Regions from separate parts of the Homo sapiens genome. Here region 2 is linked to region 1. The links are chromatin contacts, found by Hi-C or POLR2A ChIA-PET in ENCODE. All regions are on one chromosome and are shown on one strand. The core of a region is the stretch at or near the end of the contact, and the rest is flanking DNA. Distances in the headings are between cores, read along the strand shown.

Evidence for each region. A loop is a pair of places that touch in the nucleus more often than their neighbours do. ChIA-PET counts read pairs that join two places held with the same protein, here RNA polymerase II (POLR2A). Pooled maps may share reads with other maps.
Region 2: a loop to region 1 is called in a pooled map, with 2.2 times the contacts of the local background. The contact joins two enhancer-like sites. A Hi-C loop is called at or near these places in 2 of 168 maps with a recorded cell type or tissue (GM18951 and motor neuron) and 2 of 50 pooled maps. POLR2A ChIA-PET finds 5 or more read pairs at or near these places in 9 of 52 experiments (AG04450, CD4-positive, alpha-beta T cell, CD4-positive, alpha-beta memory T cell and 6 more).

What each region holds. Positions count from the first base shown.
Region 1 is chr17:46,018,729-46,024,808 of GRCh38, reverse strand. It overlaps MAPT (microtubule associated protein tau), which reads right to left. Exons shown (of 13, transcript NM_001377265.1): 12 at 6,079-6,080; 13 at 1-853. The coding sequence ends at 638. Among named protein-coding and RNA genes, the nearest start is that of STH, 23 kb to the right of the region's middle. RefSeq lists enhancers at 1-71, 689-1,307. Within about 2 kb of position 4,193, at least 6 of the 41 ENCODE cell types and tissues checked have a DNase peak (open chromatin) inside an H3K27ac peak, as active enhancers do.
Region 2 is chr17:46,176,311-46,182,047 of GRCh38, reverse strand. All of the region lies in intron 1 of KANSL1 (KAT8 regulatory NSL complex subunit 1), which reads left to right. Among named protein-coding and RNA genes, the nearest start is that of KANSL1, 14 kb to the left of the region's middle. Within about 2 kb of position 2,592, at least 3 of the 41 ENCODE cell types and tissues checked have a DNase peak (open chromatin) inside an H3K27ac peak, as active enhancers do.

The DNA of each region.
Region 1 (6,080 bases), core at 2,944-5,443:
CGGCAAGGAGGGGGATGTCTACTCTCCAGCACGTGGCTTCCTCTCCCACTCCCACTTCTTGTGCTTCCTCTCCCCTCTGCCCAGCCCCTGCCTCGGCCTCCCCCGTGGCCTCCCGCCCCACCCCAACCCCCGTCACACTCACACAAGGTTGACATCGTCTGCCTGTGGCTCCACGAACACACCAAGTTTCAAATCCTTTGTTGCTGCCACTGCCTCTGTGACACCCCCACAACAGGGCCAGAGGTGGTTGGCACCCCCAGTCCCTTGAAATCCCCCAGAAGCAGCTTTCAGAGCCTCTCCTTCTCCCTCTTCTACATGGAGGGGGAAGAAAAAAGAATCAAAAGGAATTGCCTGAGGAAATGTTGGATGTGGCCATGTTTTTGAATGTTTTTTTTTAAATATTTTATTACTAGCCCACCCATCAATTTGGAAAGATGAAATTTGCTCTTACTCCCATCACTGATTTTGAAGTCCCGAGCCAAAGCCGAGTGACAAAAGCAGGTTAAGTGATTAACCAATTAACCGAACTGCGAGGAGCAGCTGGGGGCAGAGGGCGGGGGCCGGGTCATTATTCTTTTTTTTTCCACACTCTCTCATTCTCTCCTCTCCACAATTATTGACCGCCCCAGGGGCCTGATCACAAACCCTGCTTGGCCAGGGAGGCAGACACCTCGTCAGCTAGCGTGGCGAGCTGGGGCGAGTCTACCATGTCGATGCTGCCGGTGGAGGAGACATTGCTGAGATGCCGTGGAGACGTGTCCCCAGACACCACTGGCGACTTGTACACGATCTCCGCCCCGTGGTCTGTCTTGGCTTTGGCGTTCTCGCGGAAGGTCAGCTTGTGGGTTTCAATCTGCAAGAAGAGGAAGGGAGGGAGGGTGAGATGAAGTGCCAGAGAAAGACCAGCCCTGCCAACTGCCCTGCCAGGCCTGGCCCAGAGTGCCAGGGACTGTTTTTTGTTTGTTTTTGAGACAGGGTCTTGCTCTATCGCCCAGGCTAGAGTGCGGTGGCACAATCTCACCTCACTGCAGCCTTGACCTCCCAGGCTCAGGTGATTCTCCCACCTCAGCCTCCCGAGTAGCTGGGATTACAGGTGCATGCCACCACACCTGGCTAATTTTTTGTATTTTTAATAGAAACGGGGTTTTGCTATGTTGCCCAGGCTGGTCTTGAACTCCTGGACGCAAGCAATCTGCCCGCCTCAGCCTCTCAGAGTGCTGCCATTACAGGCGTGAGCCACTGCGCCTGGCCAGGAGCTGTTGTTTTTATTGTCTTCCAATTGGTAATACCTGTGCCCACTCCTTCCCTGACCTGCCTCCCAGGCACCCAGGTACCCTCCCCAGAGACAGTGATCATTTTAAGTTTCTTGTGTACCCTCCAGAGATATTCCACACATAAACAAACACGTGTGAGTGTATAGATACACAGGCTGCTTAGTATTCCGTCGCCACGGATGTACCAAAAGGCATCTACTCCTCTGTGGATGGATGTGTAGGCTGCTCCCGCCTTTAGTGATTACAGGCAATGGTGTGTATGAACAACCTCAGATAAATAAACCCGTATGAACATCATGTCACACACGTGTAAGTGGGTCCTAGAAGTGAAGCTCTTAGGTCAAAAGGCATGCACATTTTATTTTAATAGATATTGCCAGATTGCAAAGGAAAATGTGGAAGGAGAAGCTGGAGAAGATCAAGGATGTCTCCCACAGCCACTGATGCCCAGACATGAGCCACACATTCCTCCTGTTTGCCAGTGACTGATGAGTTTGGAGGGGCAGCAACTGTGGGCAACACTGGCAGGTGGGCCACAAAACATGACATGACAAAGGCCTTTTTATGTGTGGATGGGTGGATGGATGACTGTCTAGCGACTTATCTATCCATCTATTTATCTATCTATCTATCTATCAATCATCTACCTATCTACTTGCCCAGGCTGGCCTCAAATTCCTGGGCTCAAGCAATCTTCCCACCTTAACCTCCAGAGCAACTGGGACTACAGGCTCATGCCATCGTGCCTGGCTGAAGCCCTTTTGAAAGTAGAGAAACACATGACCTAGCCAGGAGTCCCAAAGGATACCAGGAAACACAGAAGCAGAAAGTGTTCACTGGAGAAGTGAGCAGTGCACAGCAATTCCTGATGACCCTGAAGTGGCCGACACGGTCATTCTCAGCCCTTTTTGGGTCCTAGGCTCTTTGAGCATCTGGTAAAGCCAAAAATATGTGTGCACATGTCCATCCACACTCACACACAGCCATTTTCCATATAATTTTAGGAGTCCATGGATGCGGGGTGAAGGGCCCCTATTGCAGGGGCTTGAATGGGCGTAGAGAAAACCAGGTTCGCATTTAAGCTAGATGCATATTTTGTTCATTTGGGGTCACTACTTTGAAAAAAGGATTGTTCTCTATTACTGTATACTGTATTTTATCTTTTTTTTTTTTTTTTTTTTGAGACAAAGATTCACCTTGTCACCCACGCTGGAGTGCAGTGGCACGATCTCAGCTCACTGCAACCTCCGCCTCCGGGATCAAGCAATTCTCCTGCCTCGGCCTCCCAAGTAGCTGGGACTACAGGTGTGTGCCACCACACCCAGCTAATTTTTGTATTTTTTGTAGAGATGGGATTTGGCTGTGTTGGCCAGGTTGGTCTTGAACTCCTGATTTCAGGTGATCTGCCTGCCTTGGCCTCCCAAAGTGCTGGGGTTACAGGCATGAGCCACCATGCCTGACCTGTTACTGTATTTTCTTGAAAGACCATTTAATACAGGCTTTGATAAAAATATTTATGTTAATGTTTTTTGAAGTGTTTTTTAAGACATTCCTGGGAATGTCCAAAAATCCCCAAACTGAAAGGAACCCAGGAGGCTGGTGGTGTGCCCCACTGCTTGTTAGCAATTTTTCTCAATACACTGGGAAAACAGGGGACTAATGCTGCGGGGATCCCCAGGACCAGGATGGTGTTTTCTGAGTAGGGGGCAGGGCCCTGCCTACCCTTCCTGAGCTATCACATGGACGAGTTTGAAACAGAAGGAGCCAAGAAGCTGAGACTCAGCGTGGCTCTAACTCAGGTTCTTAGAGGACTGCAACGCACCAGGAACCTTCCAGAACATTGTCTTTTTTGGGTCTCACAACCACCCCGGGACGTAGGTACAGCATTTCCATTTCATCTTGCTGAAGGAGAAACTGAGGCTGAGAGGATTTGCGGATCTTGACTTTCAAAGCAGAGTCAAGCCCAGAGCTTTTCCTAACACAGAGAAGCTTCCAGAGACTGTGAGGGGCCTCCTTTCACCCAGGAAATCACCAATGCTCAGGCCCTATCCAGACCCACTCAGTCAGACTGTGGGGATGGGGCCAGGCCCAGATATCTTTAAAGTGCCCCGAGGCTGGGAGGCCCTGCCTTAGACCAGGGGAGGCCTGGGGTTAGAAACAGCAGAGAAGCTTACTGCTTCCCCAGATAACTGGACCTGGCCCCCACATCTCTTGAGGCGGACAGCCTCCTGGTCCCTCCTCGTTTTCTCACTTTGGATAGCGACCCAGCCGCTGAAAAGTATCCCTGTCGCGCAACCCGAGAGCTCTCGGCCAGCTACGGGCCAGTGCCCTCCCCTGCCTCAGGGCGTGTCTGGAGGTAAGGTCTGCCCCAGGCCACAGTTCGCAGCATCTGCAGCAAGGCTGTATCAGCAAACCCTTCTCACAAAACTACATTGTTAGACATTAATCACAAATACAAGATGAGGGTGCCCATCTGTTCAGAACCAGAGGCAGTGGCAAGAGGGGAGGGCGGGGACTGGCCAGGGCAGGGGTCTCTCAGCTGCTACTTGAGTGGCCTGGTGGAAAGACGGCCCGGCTGCCACTTCCACCCAACTGGGCCACCATGAGAAGCATACTTTCTCATGCTGACTTGGGTCTCAGACCCTATACCCTTTCTGGGACGCCCTGATATGGTTTGGCTGTGTCCCCACCCAAATGTCATCTTGAATTGTAGTTCCCACAATTCCTACATGTTGTGGGAGGGACCTGGTGGGAGGTAATTGAATCATAGAGGAGGGTCTTTCCCGTGCTGTTCTCATGATAGTGAATAAGTCTCCCGAGATCTGATGGTTTTATAAAGGGGAGTTCCCCTGCACAAGCTCTTTTCTCTTGTCTGCCACCGTGTGAGACAAGCCTTTCACCTTCCACCATGATTGTCAGGCCTCCCCAGTCACGTGGAACTGTGAGTCCATCAGACCTCTATCTTTTAGACTGCCCAGTATCGGGTATGTCTTCATCAGCGGCGTGAAAACGGACTAATACAATCCCTTTTCCCTCCACCACTCCCCAGTCAGCTGCTGGGAGACCCTGAAGGTTGGAAAGTGAGCCACTCCCAGAACTTCAGGCTGGGTGTGGGCCTGAAACCCCAGAGGGTGCTTGGCTGCGCTTCTGCAGAAGAGAAGCAGCAGCTACCAGACCGCATCCTGTGCCAGGCCTAGACAGAGCTCACCCAGCGCCACACACACCCTCACTGCACAGACACCCACAGCAAGACCTAGAGACTAGAAACTGCTGGGGACACCAAGGCCCCAGCAGCCTCATGTGGATACTTCCAAGACAGGCAGGCAGAGGCTTTGCTGAAATCAGGATTTCGGCATCATTGTTTTGCTCTAAGTGCCTAGTAACCCATTTAGAAAATTAGGTTATGTTCCCATGACTTGTTCTTGGTGCGCCACAGCTGACTGGGGATGTCCACTTCCTTTTTTAGTTGCCTGCAAACATCAGGGCCTAGGACAGTGGTTCTCGCTTTTTTTTTTTTTTTTGTGAGATGGAATCTCACTCTGTTGCCCAGGCTGGAGTGCAGTGGCACGATCTCGGCTCACTACAACCTCTGTCCCCTGGGTTCAAGCAATTCTCATGCCTCAGCCTCCCAAGTAGCTGGGATTACAGGCACGCACCACCACACCCAGCTAACTTTTGTATTTTTAGTAGAGATGGGGTTTTACCATGTTGGCCAGGCTGGTCTTGAACTCCTGACCTCAAGCCATCTGCCCACCTTCGCCTCCCAAGGTGCTGGGATTACAGGCATGAGCCACCGCACCCAGCCAGTTCTCACTTTTGACTGCACTGAAGAATCACCTGGGAGCTTTAAAAACTGCAGTGACTTAGGCCGAGCACTGTGGCTCACACCTGTAATCCCAGCACCTTGGGAGGCCGAGGTGGGCATATTGCTTGACCTCAGGAGTTCAAGACCAGCCTGGGCAACGTGGCAAAACCTCGTCTCCACAGGAAATACAAAATATTTAGCCAGGCATAGTGGCAGGTACCTGTAGTTCCAGCTACCTGGGAGGCTGAGGTGGGAAGATCACCTGACCCAGGGAGGTAGAGGCTGCAGTGAGCCGAGATCATGCCAGTGCACTCCAGCCTGGATGACAGAGGGAGACTGATATGGTTTGGCTGTGTCCCCACCCAAATCTCATCTTGAATTGTAGCTCCCATAATTCCATGTGTCATGGGAGGGACCCAGTGGGAGGTAACTGAATCATGGGGGCGGGTCTTTCCCATGCTGTTCTCATGATAGTGAATAAATCTCATGAGGTCTGATGGTTTTATAAATGGGAGTTCCCCTGCACACGCTCTCTTGCCTGTCGCCATGTAAGAAATGCCTTTGCTTCTCCTTTGCCTTCCGCCATGATTTTGAGGCCTCCCCAGCCATGTGGAACTGTGAGTCCATTAAACCTCTTTCCTTTATAAATTACCCAGTCTTGGGTATGTCTTTATTAGCAGTGTGAGAATGGACTAATACAGAGACCCTGCCTTAAATACATAAAAATAAATAAAAACAAAAACTCCAGCAACCGAGCTGCCCCTGAGACCCATTGGTCAGCCTCTCCAGGTTGGGGCCCAGGTGTGAAACGTGCTAAAGCTCCAGGTGATTGAGACAGGCAGTGGAGACCCACTGGATGCTGCTGAGGGCCCACATCCAGCCAGTCAACACAGAAGCCTCTGTTTTCCTCCTCTGGGAACTGGACCAGCCTTTGTCCACTCAACTTGATTAATGCCCATATACCCAAGGGCAGCATCCAACCCACCCTACCCCCTTTACCT
Region 2 (5,737 bases), core at 1,343-3,842, 160 kb before region 1:
ACAATTAGGGAAAATTCAGATAATTTGAACTGAATGACAGTGACTTTAAGTGCATTATACAATTCAAGCAGGAAGAAAGTGATATGAATTGGAAGAGTCTAAGAAGTTTTTGTGGAGATGCTATGTATTGAAAAATTAGTAAGTTTGGGGACAAAAAAAAAAAGTAGAAGAAGGACCTTCCAGGTAGAGGTAGCAACATAGGCAAAGATACGGAGTTGGGAATCTGTGGGGAGTTCTGGGTCCGTATCAATTGATGTGCTTGCCCTGACGTTAAGTTTCATCTTGAAGAATTTGAACTCATTAAAAAGGTGTGAGGGGCTGGGTGTGGTGGCTCATGCCTGTAATTCCAGCACTTTGGGAGGCCGAGGCGGGTCGATCACCTGAGGTCAGGAGTTCGAAACCAGCCTGGCCAACGTGGTGAAACCCCATCTCTACTAAAATTACAAAAAAATTAGCTGGCTGTGGTGGCAGGCACCGGTAATCCCAGCTGCTCGGGAGGTTGTGGTAGGAGAATCGTTTGAACCTGGGAGGCGGAGGTTGCAGTGAGCGGAGATCGCGCCATCGCACTCCAGCCTGGGGGACAAGAGCGAGACTTTGTCTCAAAAAAAAAAAAAGTGTGAGGAACTTGTTCAGAGTAGGAAAGTGAGATGATAAAAAGGTAAAGGATAGTTTGGGGCACTGAGGCACTAGTCAGGAAGCTGTTGTGATAATCTAGACAGGAGCTGATGAGGACCTGGGCTAGACTGATAGTGTTAGAAGTATAGAGAGGACATACCAAACCTGAAAAGCTTCGTGAGAAAAGAAGGATTTCGTCACAAAGGAGATGAAATTATGAAGGAAAAGAGAGCTTTCTTTCCATTCTTTATAAGCCATCATGTTTTTGTTTGTCATATATTTGGCCTTTTTGTTAGACTGGCCCCTTCACATTTCTGGATTTAAGCTTTGGTAGAGACTTTGACTATTATTTTCTGGTTGAAGTTCTCATTGCATCCTATCTGGATTATTGTGGTAGCTTTTTTATTGGTCTTTGCCATCTATAGATGCCTTTTTACTTACTTTCAATCCATCCTACCCAACTGATCTCTCTAAAGCACAGTCTGATGTTTCACTCCCATTTAAAAAGTGTTTAATGATACTCTGCTGTCATTATTTTATATATACATATACATATATATGTGTGTGTATATATATATGTATATACTTTTTATTTTTCAGAGACTCGATCTCGCTATGTTGACCAGGCTGGTCTCAAACTCCTGGCCTCAAGCAATCCTTTTGCCTTGGCCTCCCAGAGTGCTGGGATTACATGTCTGAGCCGCTGCACCTGGCCTCTGCTGTCTTTGTTTGTTTGTTTTTGTTTTTGAGACAGAGCCTCTCTTTGTCGCCCTGGCTGAAATGCAGTGGCTCAATCTTAGCTCATTGCAGCCTCTGCCTCCTGGGTTCAAGTGATTCTCATGCCTCAGCCTCCCTAGTAGCTGGGACTACAGGCACCTGCCATCATGCCCGGCTAAATTTTTTATTTTTATTTTTATTATTTATTTCTTTTTTTGAGATGGAGTCTCACTTTTGTCACCCAGGCTGGAGTGCAATGGTGCGATCTCGGCTCACTGCAACCTCTGCCGCTCAGGTTTCAGCGATTCTCCTACCACAGCTTCCCGAGCAGCTGGGATTACAGGTGCCCGCCACCACACCCAGCTGATTTTTTTGTATTTTTATTAGAGGCGGGTTTTCACCACGTTGGCCAGGCTGGTTTCAAACTCCTGACCTCAGGTGATCCACCCGCCTCAGCCTCCCAAAGTGCGGGGATTGCAGGCGTGAGCCACTGTGCCTGGCCCCTCTACTGTCTTTAAGTCTGAATTAAGGCTATTAAAGGCTGTCCGTTAAGGATCTGGCTTCAAACTGCCTTTCCACCTTCATTCTACTATTTCCTCTATTAAAATATGCTTTGTGTTTTAAGCAAATTGTTAATTTTTTTTTTTTTTTAAGATGGAGTCTCGCTCTTGTTACCCAAGCTGGAGTGCAGTGGCCCGATCTCAGCTCACTGCAACCTCTGCCTCCTGGGTTCAAGCAATTATCCTGTCTCAGTCTTCCAAGTAGCTGGGAGTACAGGTGCGCGCCTCCACACCCGGCTAATTTTTGGTAATTTTAGTAGAGATGGGGTTTCGCCATGTTGGCCAGGCTGGTCTCCTGATCTCAGGTGATCTACCCGCCTCAGCCTCCCAAAGTCCTGGGATTATAGGCATGAGTCACTGCGCCCGGCCCAAATTGTTCATTTCTTTTAACCTTCAGAATGTCGCCTTTTCCCACACAGCGTTGCCTTTTCTTATGCCATTTCCTCTCACTAGAATGCCACATTACCATTCTCTTGTCCTAGCCTTTTGCATAATGACATTTTAGCTAATTTTCAAGTCTCAGCTAAAATTGCGGCAACTTCATGGACACTTCCCTAATCATCCTTCCTGCTGTTTCTTTCCGTCCTTTGTGTAGAGAAATGAGGTAATGGTGAAGGAAGAGGTTAGTAGAAGCCACATTATGGGCAAACTTTTCTTCCCCATCTGATTTTTGCTTTTGCTTTCAGTGCAAGTGTGGTTGTAATACTTGTTGGCCACCTGGATGACCTATTCCTTCCCCTTTGTTCTCTGCAGCTAAATATTTTTGCAAGGTGGATGCTTCCAGGTTATTCTTGTGTATCTGGAGTCTTGTCTTGGAAATTGACTGGGAATAAATGAGGTTTTCATTTGTGGGTGTGGAGTTAGTTCTGACTTACAGTATTTGAAGCAGCTGGATACGTTTTGCTTTTGAAAGAGTATATATATGTGTGTGTATAATCTTTAGGATATGGTTCTCTGTTGGGAGGTGTGATGTTGAACCCCCCAGCTCCCATATTTGACATGTCTGGAGACATTTTTGATTGTCATAATTTTCAGAAGGGCACTACTAGCATCTAGTGGGTGGAAAACAGAGATGTTGCTAAACATGCTACTGCCAGGATAGCCCCCTGTGATAGATTACTCATCGTGAGATGTCAGTTAGTGGTTAGGTTGAGAAACTCTATCCTAGAAGTATATTTTTGCTTCCCAAGTGCCACTTGTGTTAGGTAGAAGTTTGTCCTTGGACCGATGGTGCAATTTAGAATAATAGAATTAACATAGGAAGGGACCCTAGAGGTCACATATTTGAACTTTATCCCAACTTGTATTTCTCACAATGATGTTTCTGCTTGATATTAATAGATGTAATGGAAAAAGGTGCTTGTTAAAAAAGTTTGGTAAAGGTAAACATTTGCATATTCAGTATGATGCAATACGTTGTGAGTCTCCATCTGGGAAGTTTTTCCGAAATGTATTTGCTTGCTGAGTGCATTTAACATCTTCCAGACCCTAAAATACTTCTTTGAAACTGAGAGAGAAACTATTGATTATCTAGCCCAACCTTTTATAGCTAAATGACCTTGAATAGGTAGCCTTTTCTTTTATCTGTACAAGCTTACTGCAGAATCTCAATTTGTGTGAGTGACAGCAGGTGTAGCAGCTCCATCTGTATTTGTCAGATTATAGTTTACTAACTGAATGAACTAAAAATTGGGATATTTGGGGCTTGAATTTTTATTCTGAATGTACAGTCTGACTTTATCCCCACCGGTAAATTAGAAATTATAATCTCAGCCCTAATTCTACTGCCCAGGTTGTTATGAGGATTAATCAGTTAATTATAGCTTTTAAGGCTTTGTATTCTTTGGAGAAAGATGATTTATCAGATAGGCTGTTGTGCTGTTTGTGTAGAACTGCTTCCTTTTTTTGTTTTTCGTTTTTTTTTCCTTTAGCCCTGAGCTTCTCTAAGAACTGCTTAAATTTGACAGTCTTTCCCTGCTTTACATTGTCAAAGATTGAAGCTTTTTGAATTTTGTAGGGGTCAAGTGGGATAGGAATCATTGTTTTGCTCTGTATATTAAATTTAAGAATGTTACTATGGGCCGGGCGTGGTGGCTCATGCCTGTAATCCCAGCACTTTGGGAGGCCAAGGTGGGCAGATCACGAGGTCAGGAGATGGAGACCATCCTGGCTAACATGGTGAAACCCTGTCTCTACTAAAAATACAAAAAACTAGCTGGGCGTGGTGGCGGACGCCTGTAGTTCCAGCTACTGGGGAGGCTGAGGCAGGAGAATGGCGTGAACCCGGGAGGTGGAGCTTGCAGTGAGCTTAGATCACGCCACTGCTCTCCAGCCTGGGTGACAGAGCGAGACTCCATCTCTTAAAAAAAAAAAAAGAATGTTACTGTGATTTTGTTTTACTTAGTTATTGGCTCTTTAAGAATTTCCATTGTTTTCTTTTTGTTTCTCTCCATTTTATTATAGAAGTAATACATGTTTATGGTGGAGACTTTACATAAGCCAAGAAACAAAAGACAAAAGAATCTTAACCAATGACTTTTTAAAGCAAAATTGAGATGATACTGTGTTTTGTTTTGTAACTTTTTTTCATTTAATAATGAAGCAAGCACTTTTCTATGTTAGTAAATATAGCTCTGCCACACTTAGGGTTGCACAGTATTCCATTGTATGGATATTTAATAATTTAACCGAGTTTTTGGCATTCAGTTTTCTTTTTATTATAAACAACATCATGAAATATTAAAAGTAAGTCTAGACATAACAGGGAAAAGATTAAAGTACTAAACTTAGGTGGTGGTTTATGGCAATTGTAGCTAATTGCAAACTAGGTGCATTAAAAAGCCATGGAAATTCATTCCTTCTATGTTTCCTTTTTGTTTCCAGTGTAATAAAAGTGCAAATAATACTGGGTGGTTGCTCCAGGTACGTGGCCAAGTAATTGAAAGTATCTTATTTCATCATCATAGCATCCTTGTCGGGAAGGCTCTGTTACTTGTAGATGAGGAGACTTAAAGAACAGAATAGTTAAGTAACCTACAGGAGGTGGAGCCAGGATGGGAACTGAGATTTGCTCACTTGAGTCAGTGCTCCTCTTACTTATGAATATCTTTGGGAGTAATGTTGAATCTTAGCATAGTATTTCGAGTCAATAAAGGTATGTCAAGTCAATAAATGGTATTTCTTTGGTATAGAAATCTCAAGATTTAGGAATTAGGAATGGGAATTTTTTCGGAAAAAGTGGTCACTTTTTCCTGTTCTCTGCACTCTCTCTCCTCCCCCACCCCCTTACTTAGATGATTGTTTTAGTAACTACACTATGCTGTGTATCCTATGGGGATATTGAGACCAAGGATAAAGTGCAAATCAAATAAACTATTGTCTTTGAAGTGTATATGTTAATGTCAAGTTCATAGACATCATTTCAGAGAAGTCTTGGAGTAGATGGGATTTTTTTTTTTTTTTTTAAGATGGAGTCTTGCTCTTGTTGCCCCGGCTGGAGTGCAGTGGTGCAATCTTGGCTAATTGCAACCTCTGCTGCCTGGGTTCAGGTGATTCTCATGTCTCAGCCTCCCAGGTAGCTGGGATTACAGGCGCTCGCCGCCACACTCAGCTGATTTTTGTATTTTTAGTAGAGACAGGGTTTCACCATGTTGACCAGGCTGGTCTTGAACTCCTGACCTCAGGTGATACGCCTGCCTCGGCCTCCCAAAATGCTGGGATTACAGGCGTGAGCCACTGTGCCCAGCTGGAGTAGATGGGATTTAAGCCGGCATTTTTTCTTAAAGTTGTAAGCTTTAAAGAATTGAATAATCTCAGAATAACTTTGAGAAGTTTACTACTTAAGC